2 separate regions of the Homo sapiens genome follow, and region 2 is linked to region 1. The links are chromatin contacts, found by Hi-C or POLR2A ChIA-PET in ENCODE. All regions are on one chromosome and are shown on one strand. The core of a region is the stretch at or near the end of the contact, and the rest is flanking DNA. Distances in the headings are between cores, read along the strand shown. Region 1 holds the start of LINC02478 (long intergenic non-protein coding RNA 2478). Region 2 overlaps ITGB6 (integrin subunit beta 6).

Region 1 (6,063 bases), core at 2,043-4,542:
ATTCCCAACTCTCACTTGAACCACAAATTTCAAAACTTTTCACTTTACCATGCAGACTGTAATAAAATAGCTGTGTAGAACTTAGAATACCCTGGTTTCTGCATTGCCCTGGTGATATAGAATACCTTGGTTTCTGGATTGCCCTGGTGATAACATGTATTTTTGATTTCATAAAGTCACTCTTTAGAGACCCAAATGAATTTGGCTCTAAATTAGAAAAGAAAGTATTTTGCAAGTCCTGGATGTGACAGGCATTGAAAGTAACCATCAGTTCCAGAGTCTGCATTTATCAGTCTACCATCAGTGATGAGCATAACCTTTTTCAAACACATATCTCTTTAAAACAAGAAACAGATTACAAAGCTCTGTAGTGTTTCACACCAAATCTACAAAAGCATTTGTCTTTTATTTTTCTCTTCCAGATGTACAGAAAGGTGTTCTTACATGAAGAAGGGTGTGAAGGCTGAACAATCATGGATTTTTCTGATCAATTGTGCTTTAGGAAATTATTGACAGTTTTGCACAGGTTCTTGAAAACGTTATTTATAATGAAATCAACTAAAACTATTTTTGCTATAAGTTCTATAAGGTGCATAAAACCCTTAAATTCATCTAGTAGCTGTTCCCCCGAACAGGTTTATTTTAGTAAAAAAAAAAAAACAAAAAACAAAAACAAAAGATTTTTATCAAATGTTATGATGCAAAAAAAGAAAAAGAAAAAAAAAAAGAAAAGAAAACTTCAATTTTCTGGGTATGCACAAAGACCATGAAGACTTATCCAAGTGCATGACCGGATTTTTGTGGTTTTGTTCATTTTGTGTTTAATTTGTGTTTTTTTTTTCCAGCTGTATGAAATGGGCTTTCTGAAGTTTAAATAGTCCGACTTCACCCATGGTGTTCTGTGCTTGCAGTGCGAGTGTTGCTGTAATTCAGTGTTGCCGTCAGTGTCTCTTTTCTTAGCTTTCTGTCTTTCTTTCAACGTAGTGTGAAGTGTCTTATCCTTTTCTATGAATTCCAATTTGCCTTAACTCTTTTGATGCTGTAGCTGTTTCAGTAAAAGTTAGTTCAAACTAATGATGTAGAATGCTTTGACCAAATGAGCTGGTCTATTATGCCTTGTAAAACAGCAGCATAGGGCTTTTAAAAGGTAGTCAATAAAAGTTGCTGAAATTTTGGCTTTTTTAAATATGTAGTAGGTGTTTTTAATGATTTTTCACATAATGTGTAAGGTAGTGAAATGCAAGAAGGGAAAAATGTTTTGTGTGAAACACATTTTCTGACTGGGGAACTTTTATTAGGGTAAATTGTTTGTAAGGCTGTACGCCAACAGTTTCCTCTGATAGTTTGACTGATTTAGGATATCTGCTGTATGATGCAATGTAAAGTCTTTTTTGCCTTTTTTCAGGAAAAAAAAAAAGCTAACTTGATGTACTAGATTTAGTGTAGGTAGTGTTGGGGTTGGGGATGGGGGTGGGGGAGGGGAGTCACTGAATGTTTTGTCCTTCCTTTATACTAATGATAGTGCTTTAGAATGAGAATTATGCCTGAAATCTGGCAAACCGAAAAATGTTGCTATTGCAACAAAGTGGCAAAAGCTAAAAGTAAGGATTTATCTTCAAACATAAGCTGAGATAACGAATAGAAGCAAAACGATTGGCTACTAGCTCTCTCTCTCTCTCTCTATTAGGTAAATTTGAAAAATAAAAATGACTTGGCACTTTTAAAGGTAACTTCACCAAAGACCGAAGAGCCAGTAACCAGTAGCTCCAACTTGTCTCAGCATCACATCTTCTGTGCTCTTTATTTTTGCCGGACCAGTTTGCGGTTAGGAGAATGTGCCTTTTTTGTACCTTTGCATTTAGGTTTTATAATTTTAATTGATGTATGGACACACACAAACAAAAAAGCATGAAGGAAGATTTGGATCCAAGCAGTGCCACACTTTACATCATCACTACAAGTGTTCAAGTGTAAAGAAAACCAATTTTGAAACTATGAAATTCCTGATTCATAAATACACAGTTATTTCTACTTTAGTACATATAAGATAATTCACTGTTATTAAAGCTCTTTTATTAAGGCAATTGCATATGTTTTAAAAGCAATGGTAAATTAAGTTGTCTTCCAAAACTGTGTACTTGTCTGGTCAGCTGTGTATGATCAGTTATCTACCTCAGAGTCTATTTTCTTTTGTGCTGGGACAGGTTGCTGGCCCTCCCTGTTTCCACAGACCAAATCCTCCTAGCTCAGGAGCTAGGGCTAAGCAGTTATTTCTTTCAAGTATTTTTTAGTTCTTAAATTTTATGCTTGTATTTGATGATAGATGTCAGTGACATTTCATAGTTTCAAAAGTCCTTGCTGCTCTGAGAAGTGTAGATTCTAGTGAAAATTACATAGTCATAAGAGAAATGTGTTTTTGTTTTTGTTTTTGTTTCATTTTTTTAAAGTTGTGGTATTATTGGTTCTATGCTCCCTGGAATATTACTGCTTTGTGAAAGTCCAGACTGAACGCAGCACCCTCTGTGTACCTAGTACAGTTATAAACCTGGGTCTCTCACTACTTGATATTTTTGCATTAGTTAAGACAGAAATTTGATAGCTCGGTTAGAGGGGAGGGGAAATCTGCTGCTAGAAATGTCTGAACTAAGTGCCATACTCGTCTGGGTAAGATTTGGGAAACATAACCTCTGTACATAAAAAAAAAAAAATCAGTTAAACATCACATAGTAGACAGCCATTAAATTATAAAAAAATTAATTTATGAAGAAAGACCTTTTGTACAGATTGAAAAAAAAAGATTTTCATAGAGATATCTATATGATCAAGAGAGTTAATTTTTTATTTTTGTTTTACTAGTGCCACAGACTTGCCAGTGGTAACTTATTTGTCCGGTTCAAGATAACTCTGTAGTTTTCTTTCCTAGGACTTGTTGTTAAACGCCAAAAGACATTTTTGAACTGTACATTTGATCAGATTGTTAGCTTTTCTGTTTTATTTCTTTTGAGAACCTTTGAATAAAAAACATCTGAAATTTTATTTTTCCTGTCAATTTTTTTTAAGTCGATTAAGTGTATATCAGAATTTCATTTCATTTCTGATCTCTTTCTTCAGCTCAGTAGATTGGTTTGAAAGTGAGTTGAAAGTTATGTCAGATTCAATATATCCTCAAAATACATTTCCTTGAAAACAATTGGAAAAACCTTTCCACCCCACTTTTGCTGGTTATTTAAATCTGTGTAATGACCAGAGACGTCAACCCTCAGCTCAGCACGTCAACCGTCAGCTCAGCACGTCAACGGTCGGCTCAGCAAATATCCAGCCCAAAATACACCACTAGTGGTCTGTTCTTAAAGACCAAAAAACCAGGCCCTTTTTCTTCCTCCTTTCTTGCTGCTACGCCTCAACTATTTCATTGCTTGTCAATGCTCAGCAAGGAAGACAGCCTAACAGCAGCCCTCCCACCTGTGGTAAGGAAGCATGTGGGCGAGAACCTCGGGATAATCTTATCTATGCGTTTATGACCAAGGTCCTCTTTCAGAGCTACCTGTTCAGCTGTTCCCGACTGGAGGCTCCCGTGCAGCATTCACGGAGGAGCGAGAACTCCTCTTTCCCTCACTTGACTGCTTTATAGGAGGCACTTAATATGCAAAATAGGCTCCTTCTGCCCAAAGTGGAGTAAACGTTTTAGTGTGGTGGTTCAGTATTTATTTCCTGGTGTCCAGTGGCTCTGTCATGGTGATAAAAAGAGTGGGCAAGGAAAAGATGCAGTCCGCTCCATTTCTGGCTGCGTCCCCTGCCATGTGGATGGTGTGCGGGGTGAGTTAGATAAGGGAGGGGTCAGAGCACTTAACTTGCCGGAGCCAAGAAATCGCTGGTACTTGATGGCTGTTTCAGAGAAGGAAACAACATTCCTCTGATGCTAACTGGTGCTTCTGAGAGCAAAATGTCAGGGAGGAGAGAAGCATGGCCTCTCGAGACAAACCCAGGCTGCTAAGAATGTAAGCTCTGGTCTCACTTTGCGTTCCAGCCAAACACCTAAGTGCTCCTTTCTATGACCAAAGGTAAGAAAGAAATGCAATTCAGGCTCCTGGGCACCTTCGTTTTTGTTCACCCTATTTTTGTTGTAGCTTCTCGCCGCTGAAGTCCGCGGCCCTCTATCTGGCTGTGTTATGTACTGAAACCGGTAAACATACTCAGGAGCACCAATCCACGGAAAAGGGAGGATCAAGCCAGCGATGGTGGTTCACAGTTACCGCTCCCATATAACTAGAGGGGTTGTGGCATGTTTGGGGATAAACCCCACCTAGCTGAAAGCTCTGAGACTGAAGTGGAATTCTGGGGTTGGAGGAGAGGAAAGAGGGTGTGGCCGTTGCTCTGTGGTCTACGTATTTTCCCCTCTATAGTGGCTGGAATGAGGAAAGCCAGGGAGTGGAGGCGGGAGTCCCGTTTTTCACCCCACTGCCACACCCTTCATGGCCAGTGGCTCTAGGTTTATCCGCTGGAGCTTAAATCCCACAAATACTGATTTAAAATTCACTAGGAGAAAGGCAGTGCCTCCCAGCCTGAGCCGGGGCTCAATGAATGTTAAGATATGACTGATTATATCCTCATTCCATTAGGGTAGCCAAAAAGGAAAAGAGCCAGCGCCATTGGGACAAAGGTCACCGACCTCTCAATCGCCCTGCCCCTTCCACAAAAAGCCTGAGATGTCAAGTAGGTGGGGGAGGGAGGAGAGCCGGGAGCTCAGGATTTGAGGAAGGCCAGGCAGTCTCTGCCCCTCGAATAGCAACGCGATGAGCTCAGCCCCCTCAGTCCAGGCCGAGAGCCAGATGGGGGTCACGTGGCCGCGGGGCCCCCCGGGCGCAGGGTCCTCGGCACAGCTGACGGGTGCGCGCCGAGCTCCGCCGGGCGAAGGAATTCCAGCCCCGCAAAATGGCTCCAGAGTGTCTCCCGTGACTCGCTCGGTGGCTGCGGAAGGCAAGAGGGTGTGTGCGCTTGAGCCGCTAGAGGGAGGGTGTTTTGTTCCTCAGCCGTCAGACGCGAGCTCTGCAGGCCGAAAACCCAGACCCGCTGCAGCCGACATCGGGAAGCCCCTGGGCGGAGGTTTAGCCTGTCGGGGCACACAGGCCTGGGTCACAGGGGTCTTGAATTTGGGGTTCCTCGTAAGACTGGAGCGCAGGCCGTCGCCTGTGCTGGCAGCGCCCTCATTGTGAGCGTTGTTGGTCAGACTGGGGAGTGACTGAAATGTGACTTTGAAGGTTCAGGGCAGCTGGGGGCGGCTAGGGAGGAAACCGCGCGCCTTGCCAGACCACGTGACTCGGCGCGAGAAAGCGATGGCAGGTCTCTGGGCTGCTCAGAATTGAAAACGTGGCTTTGAATTAAAGAATTCGGTTGTTTTATGCGACTCTGAGAGACTTAAGATTTGATGTAGGCTATTCCAGTGCTCACACAGGACCCAGACCATAAACCAGACTGCAGGGATTTCCTATCCTCTAGTATCCTTGAAGCCACCTGCCCTACTTGAACACCTCCAGGGACCAGGCACTGCCTGCCTCACAGGGCATCAGGTAGCTTTAGGGAACAGCTCTCAAACTTGTTTGCAGAGGAGTCCAAATTGTGGCTTTGAAATTCCCACTTACCGGCCTTAGTGCTGCCAACCGGGATGCCACAGAGTCAGTCAGTCATACTTCAAGTGTGGAAACGTGACTCCATGGCTCTGCTCTTCTCTGGGTTGAGCATTCCTTCCAGCTTTAACTCTTCCTCGTCAGCCCTGGTCACTCCACATCATCAACTCACCTTCCAGATGTACCACAGTTGACTCAGGATAAAACCCAAAACCGGAGGAAGAACTTGGGACTTCACCTGTCTCCCCTGCCCTGCCGGTTCCTTTTTGACTTCTCAGACATACCACAATTCTTAGAACTTGTAGCCAGTGAAAATCCCTATGTTGCTTTATTTTTTAAATGACAGTAGTTACGCTAAAGACATGCAAGATAATATGAAGTCATTTTAAAATGAGGACATTTTAATGACATGGAAAATGCTTAGGATATAACGTGAATA
Region 2 (6,252 bases), core at 2,030-4,529, 120 kb after region 1:
ATAAATAAATGAGCATAGTTATTTACAAAAACAAGCAACAGGCCAAATATGGCCCGTGGGACATAGCCAATCCCTGCCTTCGTTCATTCATTCTACAAATATTTATGTGTTTTCCGTGTGTCAAGCACTGGACTAGGCCCTAGGAGTATAGAGGAGAATAAAAAAAGACACTGTTTTGTCCTCATGGACTTGTAATCTAGTAGGGGGAAATAGACGAGAAACAATTAATGAAAAAACAACCAATTACAACTTTTAATAGTGTTATCGAAGAAATGGAAAAGAATAGTGTGCAGCCATGGACCATAATTAAGGGGGAGAAAGTGAGACTTTCCTTGGATAGAATTTTCATGGAAGGTGCCTTTCCAGAAGTGATAATGAGGAAGCGAGCTGAAGGCTGAGGAGTTTTCAAGAGGCAAAGGCGTGTGCAAAGGCCCTGAGGCAGCAAAGGACTCAGTTCCCAGTGTGCTTGAGAAAAGGAAAAAAGGCCAGTTGGCCTGGAGTGAGTAGGGGTAGAAGGAGATGGAGCGGGAGAGGTAGGCAGAAACCAGACCCTTCAATCTTGAAGGCAGTGGGAAGTAAGCAGGGTGCTATTCTATGGGTAGCAGGCATCCAAAAATACTTTTGTTGCTGGGTATAGATGTCACAGGTATATGACAGGCTGAAAACCCTGGATAAACTGTGGGTATATAGATTTAAAAACCTAATGCCTTTATTTTCCAAATCACTACAAGCCCTCTGATAGACTGTTCTACACCAGCAGTTCTCAAACTTAGGTGCTCATTAGAATCAGGTAGGGAGCTTTACTAACAAACCCAATGTGTAGGCTACACCCTGATCCAATTGAGTTAGTATCTCTGGGGCTGAGACCCAGACACCAGTGGTTTTTTTCTTTTTATTTTCTTTTTTAACTGGTGTATCCAATCAACCTGGGGGACAGGGACCTCTTAAAATGCAGACTGTCATTCAAGAGGTCTGGGCTGGGGCCTGAGAGTCTGCATTTCTTTTTTTTTTTTTTTGAGATGGAGTCTCACTCTATTGCCCAGGCTGGAGTGTAGTGGTGCGATCTCAGCTCACTGCAATCTCTGCCTCCTGGCTTCAAGCGAGTCTCCTGCCTCAGCCTCCTGAGTAGTGGGGACTACAGGCGCACACCACCACACCCAGTTAATTTTTGTATTTTTATTAGAGACGGGGTTTCACCATATTGGCCAGGATGGCCTCGATCTCCTGACTTCATGATCCACCCCCCTCAGCCTCCCAAAGTGCTGGGATTACAGGCATGAGCCACCGTGCCCAGCCAAGAATCTGCATTTCTAACAAGTTTCCAGATGATGTTGCTGCTGTCAGTCCACAAATCACACTTCGAATATCAAGAGCTGAAGCCTCTTTTGCAGTCCTTGCACATACACCTACTTGCTATTTTCTCGTCCCCTTCATTTTCTTCCTACTAGTCATCCTTCAAAGTTTTATTACCTGCCGTTTGGCCTGCAAAGCACATAGGCTGCTACTGAACCCCACATCACTTCCTATTTTAAAAGAGCTTTCTAAAGCTTTGGGACTTGAATTAGTCAGCAAAGGTCTGCAATTCCTCTCCAAAGGCAAGGTAATCTTATTAAGAGAAGATCTGAAGTATCCTTAGGAACAAAATACTCAATGTAGCCTCTTTGTTCTCTAAGTCTCCATTCTCCAGTGCCTCTCTGTGCATTTGTTTGTCTCAGAACAGTCATGCACGGTGGATCCATTTGTCTTCCCTTATCACTCTGTTACTGCTGCCGAGCACTCGCTCAGCTGTGTGCTCCAGCTTCTTGGCTGACAAGATAATTACATTCTGGGCAGACTGGGAGAAAGACAGGTAGTGCTCAAAAGTTCCGATGCCGACAACCTAGTCATTGCTGGGGCAGACTTCAAGATCAAGCACCTGATCTAATTAGCACACTCCCATCACTACCTGCCTGCCTATGGAATGCTGACAATCGAAAGCCTGAAGGCAAAGCAGATATCATGCAACCCAGAGACAGACATTCATGCTACCCTTGTGCCAGGAACAATTACATGTTCTTTTTGGAATCTTGGGTGTCCTAGTAACACAGTTGAGCCTGGGGGTAAACTTTTGCATAATACTGGAAGCCCTGCATTTACTGATAATGAACGTGAGAACCAGCAGAATAAAACCCCACAAGAATGAAAGACCTCACGGGAAGAAAGCCTTCTGAAGAAGGACTCATTTCAGCAAACCCAGTCCGCCCCTAGCTCTGGAAGAAGCACATGGCTCCATAAAAGCGAGGTTTTGCCAGCAAAGAGCTGTTTTTCTTTGACCAGATAAATAGCACAATACATTCCCCTAGGATTTTTTTTTTTTTTTTTTTTTTGCCTCTGTGCTTTTGCTACTTCCTACATTTCTTTCAAAATGTAGCCTTTGACTTTGAAAGTCATTACAGCCACAACGCTTTTTCTCCTTTTCTTTTTGCTCTGGGTAGAAAAGTGCTCTATAATCTCTAAATCCTTATAATAAGTGTTCTATAATCTGTAAGTTCATATATAGACATAGGCATGTGTATATATACAGCATTATTATCTTAAATTTCTAATAAGATTCCCACCCTCACTTGCTGCTGGCATTTGCACTAGTTTCTCTGGCAGAGGCCTGGTGGAGAAGAGTGAACCGTGGCTATACAGTCAACACCTATTTCTACCATGTATTACATCTGTGACTGGGCAAGGTACTTACCTGTCCAGTTAAAACTAAGGCTTTAGGTTAAAGAAATCAAAAGAACCCTAGTGCAGTGTTATGGTTTGAATCATGTCCCCCTCTTCCTTTAAAAAATATGTTAAAGATCTAATGCCCAGTACCACAGAATGTGACCTTATTTGGAAACAGGGTCATTGTGGAAATAATAAGTTAACCTAATAGGAGGTCATACTGGAGTAGGACAGACCCTTAATTGAATACCACTGGTGTCCTTATATGAAGAGACACAGAGACACCGCCACTTGAGGGAGAACATCATGTGACAATGGACGCAGAGACTGGAGAGCTGCATCTACAAGCCAAGGAGCTCCAAGGATTGCTGCCAGAAGCTATAAAGAGGTGGGCATGGAGCTCAGACTTCCAGCCTCCAGAACAGAACAATTTCTGTTGTTGCAAGCCACCCAGTTTGTGGGACTTCGGCAACCCAAGGAAATGAACATACCCAGTCAGGCTTACTCATTAACCTCCCTTGGAGGTCAAGAATGACATCACAAGTCGAAGATAGCCATTGCCAGGCACCTAACAGAAGTGATGTGGTTAAGAAATCTGGCTCTAGAAAGAGAATATAAGGAAAGAGGATATGAGTGTATGGGTTCAGCCCTACTACTTCCTGGCTGGATGACATCAGGAAAGTTAACTACACTTTCTGAGCCTCAGGATCATGGCCATAAAACAGGAATAATGATGGTACCTAAATAATAGAACTTCTGTGAACAATGAAAGGGAACAACTGTGAGGTCTAACGGTTAGCTCTAGCTATTCTTTTCCTGGTGGTGGTAGGAGGCAGGTTTTGGGTACCTTTAGCTTTGTCTGAACTGAGGGTTCCCTGAGCCCACTAACCCTGAGTAGATAAAAAGCAATGTGGTCCACTCCCCCATGCATTCCTGCCACTATCCCGAGGCTATAACAAGGTCTCTTCGAGAGCCTTGGGTTTCAGAGGATGCAGGAGGTGCTTGGGGATGTCAAGAGGCTTGTGAGGACCTCTCAATCCTGTTGTAAGGCCCCTGAGTTGGCAACTGCAGCTCCTGAGGAAGGGGAGAGGCATAGAAAGAGGCAGATGAGATTCCTGTGAGAGCCAAGGAGTCTGCTGGGTCTACACCTCCCTTGGCTTTGTCCTCGGGTAGAGGAATCCATGAGGAGCTGATGACTCCTTGTGGTCAAATACCCAACAGAACTGAGCCCCTTTCAGAATTACCTGCACTTTCTGCAATTTAAGTGGCATCTTGATTACCCGGAAGCATCCCCTTGATGACAACAATGATGAATCCTTCTCTATGCATTTGTCTTGGAATAGTCATACATTCTGTTGGCCCATTTCTATAGGAGTAGAATTGCTAGATCACAGAGTGTGCTTATGTTCAGCTTTAGTAGATACTGCTAACTAGTTTTCCAAAATAGTTGTACCAATTTACACTTCTACTACAAGTGTATGAGAGCATTGTCAGTTTTGTAATTTTAGCCATTCTAGTGAAGTGAGTGCACAGTGGCATCTCATTGTGGTTTTAATGTATATTTCTCTAGAGATTCCTGATGTTGAACACTTCACATACTTATTTGCCACTTGCATATCCATTTTGATTAAGATGTCTTCTTCTTGTTGATATGTAGAATCGTTTAGATATTCTGGCACCATGTCCTTGGTTACATGCTTGTACTACAGATATTTTCCTCCCACTGAGTGCCTCCTTCTCATACTCTTAAAGGCATCTTTTGAGAATAAAATTCTTAATTTTTAAAAACAAATTTTTCAAGCAGTTTTAGGTTCACAGCAAATTGAGTAGAGGGTATAGAGAGATTTCCCATATACCTACTCTCTCCATAAATGTATAGCCTTCCCCATTATCATCATCTCCCACCACGGTAGTACATGTGTCATAAATGATGAACCTACATTGATACATCATTATCACCCAAAGTCCAGAGTTTACATTAGGGTTCACTCTTGGTGTTGTACACTTTATGAGTTATGTACAATTATTATGTATCCACCTTTGTAGTATCGTACAGAGTAGTTTCACTGCTTTAAAACTTCTCTGTGTTCTGCCTATTCCTCCCTCTCTTACTGGCCCCCAACCTCTGGCAACCACTCATCTTTTTACTGGCTCCACAGTTTTGCCTTTTCCAGAATGCCACATGGTCAAAATACTACTGTATTAGTCTGTTCTCACATTGCTATAGAGAACTACCTGGGACTGGGTAATTTATAAAGAAAAGAGGTTTAATTGACTCAGAGTTCTGCAGGCTGTACAGGAAGCATGGCTGTGGAGGCCTTGAGAAACTTACAGTCATGGAAGAACATGAAGGAAAAGCAGGCGCGGAGAAGGAGGAAGAGAGAAGGGGTTTGTGCTACATGCTTTTAAACAACCAGATCTCATGAGACCTCACTCACTATCACGAAAACAGCAAGGGGAAACTTCACCCCATGATCCATTCACCTCCAACCAGGCCCCTTCTCCAACATTGGGGATTACAATTCAACATGAGATTTGGGCGGAGACCCAAATCCAAACCATACCAACTGCCATATGTAGCCTTTTCAGATTGGCTTCTTTCACTTAATAATATGCATTTAAACTTTCTCCGTCTTCTCATAGCTTGATAACTCATTTCTTTCTAGCTCTGAATCATGTTTCATTTGATGAATGTACCACAGCCTTTTTTTTTTTAAACTATTCACCTACTAAAGGACATCTTGGTTGCTTCTGGCTTTTGCCAATTATGAATAAAGCAGGTATAAACATCTATGTACACGTTTTTGTGTGGACATAAGTGTTCAACTCTTTCTTTTTATACTTTAAGTTCTAGGGTACATAAGCACAAAGTGCAGGTTTGATACATAGGTATACATGTGCCATGTTGGTGTGCTGCACCCATCAACTCATCATTTACATTAGGTATTTCTCCTAATGCTATCCCTCCCCCAGCCCCCCACCCCATAACAGGCCCTGCTGTGTGATGTTCCCCTTCCTGGGTCCAAGAGTTCTCATTGTTCAATTCCCACCTATGAGTGATAACATTCAGTGTTTGGTTTTCTGTCCTTGTGATAGTTTGCTGAGAATGATGGGTTCCAGCTTCATCCATGTCCCTAAAAAGGACATGAACTCATCCTTTTTTATGGCTGCATAGTATTCCATGGTGTATATGTGCCACATTTTCTTAATCCAGTCTATCATTGATGGACATTTGGCTTGGGTCCAAGTCTTTGCTATTGTGAATAGTGCCACAATAAACATACATGTGCATGTGTCTTTATAGCAGCATGATTTCTAATCCTTTGGGTATATACCCAGTAATGGGATTGCTAGGTCAAATGGCACTTCTAGTTCTAGATCCTTGGGGAATCACCACACTGTCTTCCACAATGGTTTAACTAATTTACACTCCCACCAACGGTGTAAAAGTGTTCATATTTCTCCACATCCTCTCCAGCATCTGTTGTTTCCTGATTTTTTAATGATCACCATTCTAATTAGTGTGAGATGGTATCTCATTGTGGTTTTGATTTG

What was found. A loop is a pair of places that touch in the nucleus more often than their neighbours do. ChIA-PET counts read pairs that join two places held with the same protein, here RNA polymerase II (POLR2A). Pooled maps may share reads with other maps.
Region 2: a loop to region 1 is called in a map of endothelial cell of umbilical vein, with 9 times the contacts of the local background. The contact joins the enhancer-like site here to the promoter of LINC02478 in region 1. A Hi-C loop is called at or near these places in 2 of 168 maps with a recorded cell type or tissue (endothelial cell of umbilical vein and heart right ventricle) and 2 of 50 pooled maps. POLR2A ChIA-PET finds 5 or more read pairs at or near these places in 2 of 52 experiments (Panc1 and activated CD4-positive, alpha-beta T cell).

What each region holds. Positions count from the first base shown.
Region 1 is chr2:160,269,124-160,275,186 of GRCh38, reverse strand. LINC02478 (long intergenic non-protein coding RNA 2478) reads left to right here and starts at 3,292. Exons shown (of 2, transcript NR_103775.1): 1 at 3,292-3,467. RBMS1 (RNA binding motif single stranded interacting protein 1) reads left to right here. Exons shown (of 14, transcript NM_016836.4): 14 at 423-3,036. RefSeq lists an enhancer at 4,475-5,084.
Region 2 is chr2:160,153,863-160,160,114 of GRCh38, reverse strand. All of the region lies in intron 7 of ITGB6 (integrin subunit beta 6), which reads left to right. Among named protein-coding and RNA genes, the nearest start is that of ITGB6, 43 kb to the left of the region's middle. Within about 2 kb of position 3,279, at least 2 of the 41 ENCODE cell types and tissues checked have a DNase peak (open chromatin) inside an H3K27ac peak, as active enhancers do; they include endothelial cell of umbilical vein, where a contact is called at or near this core.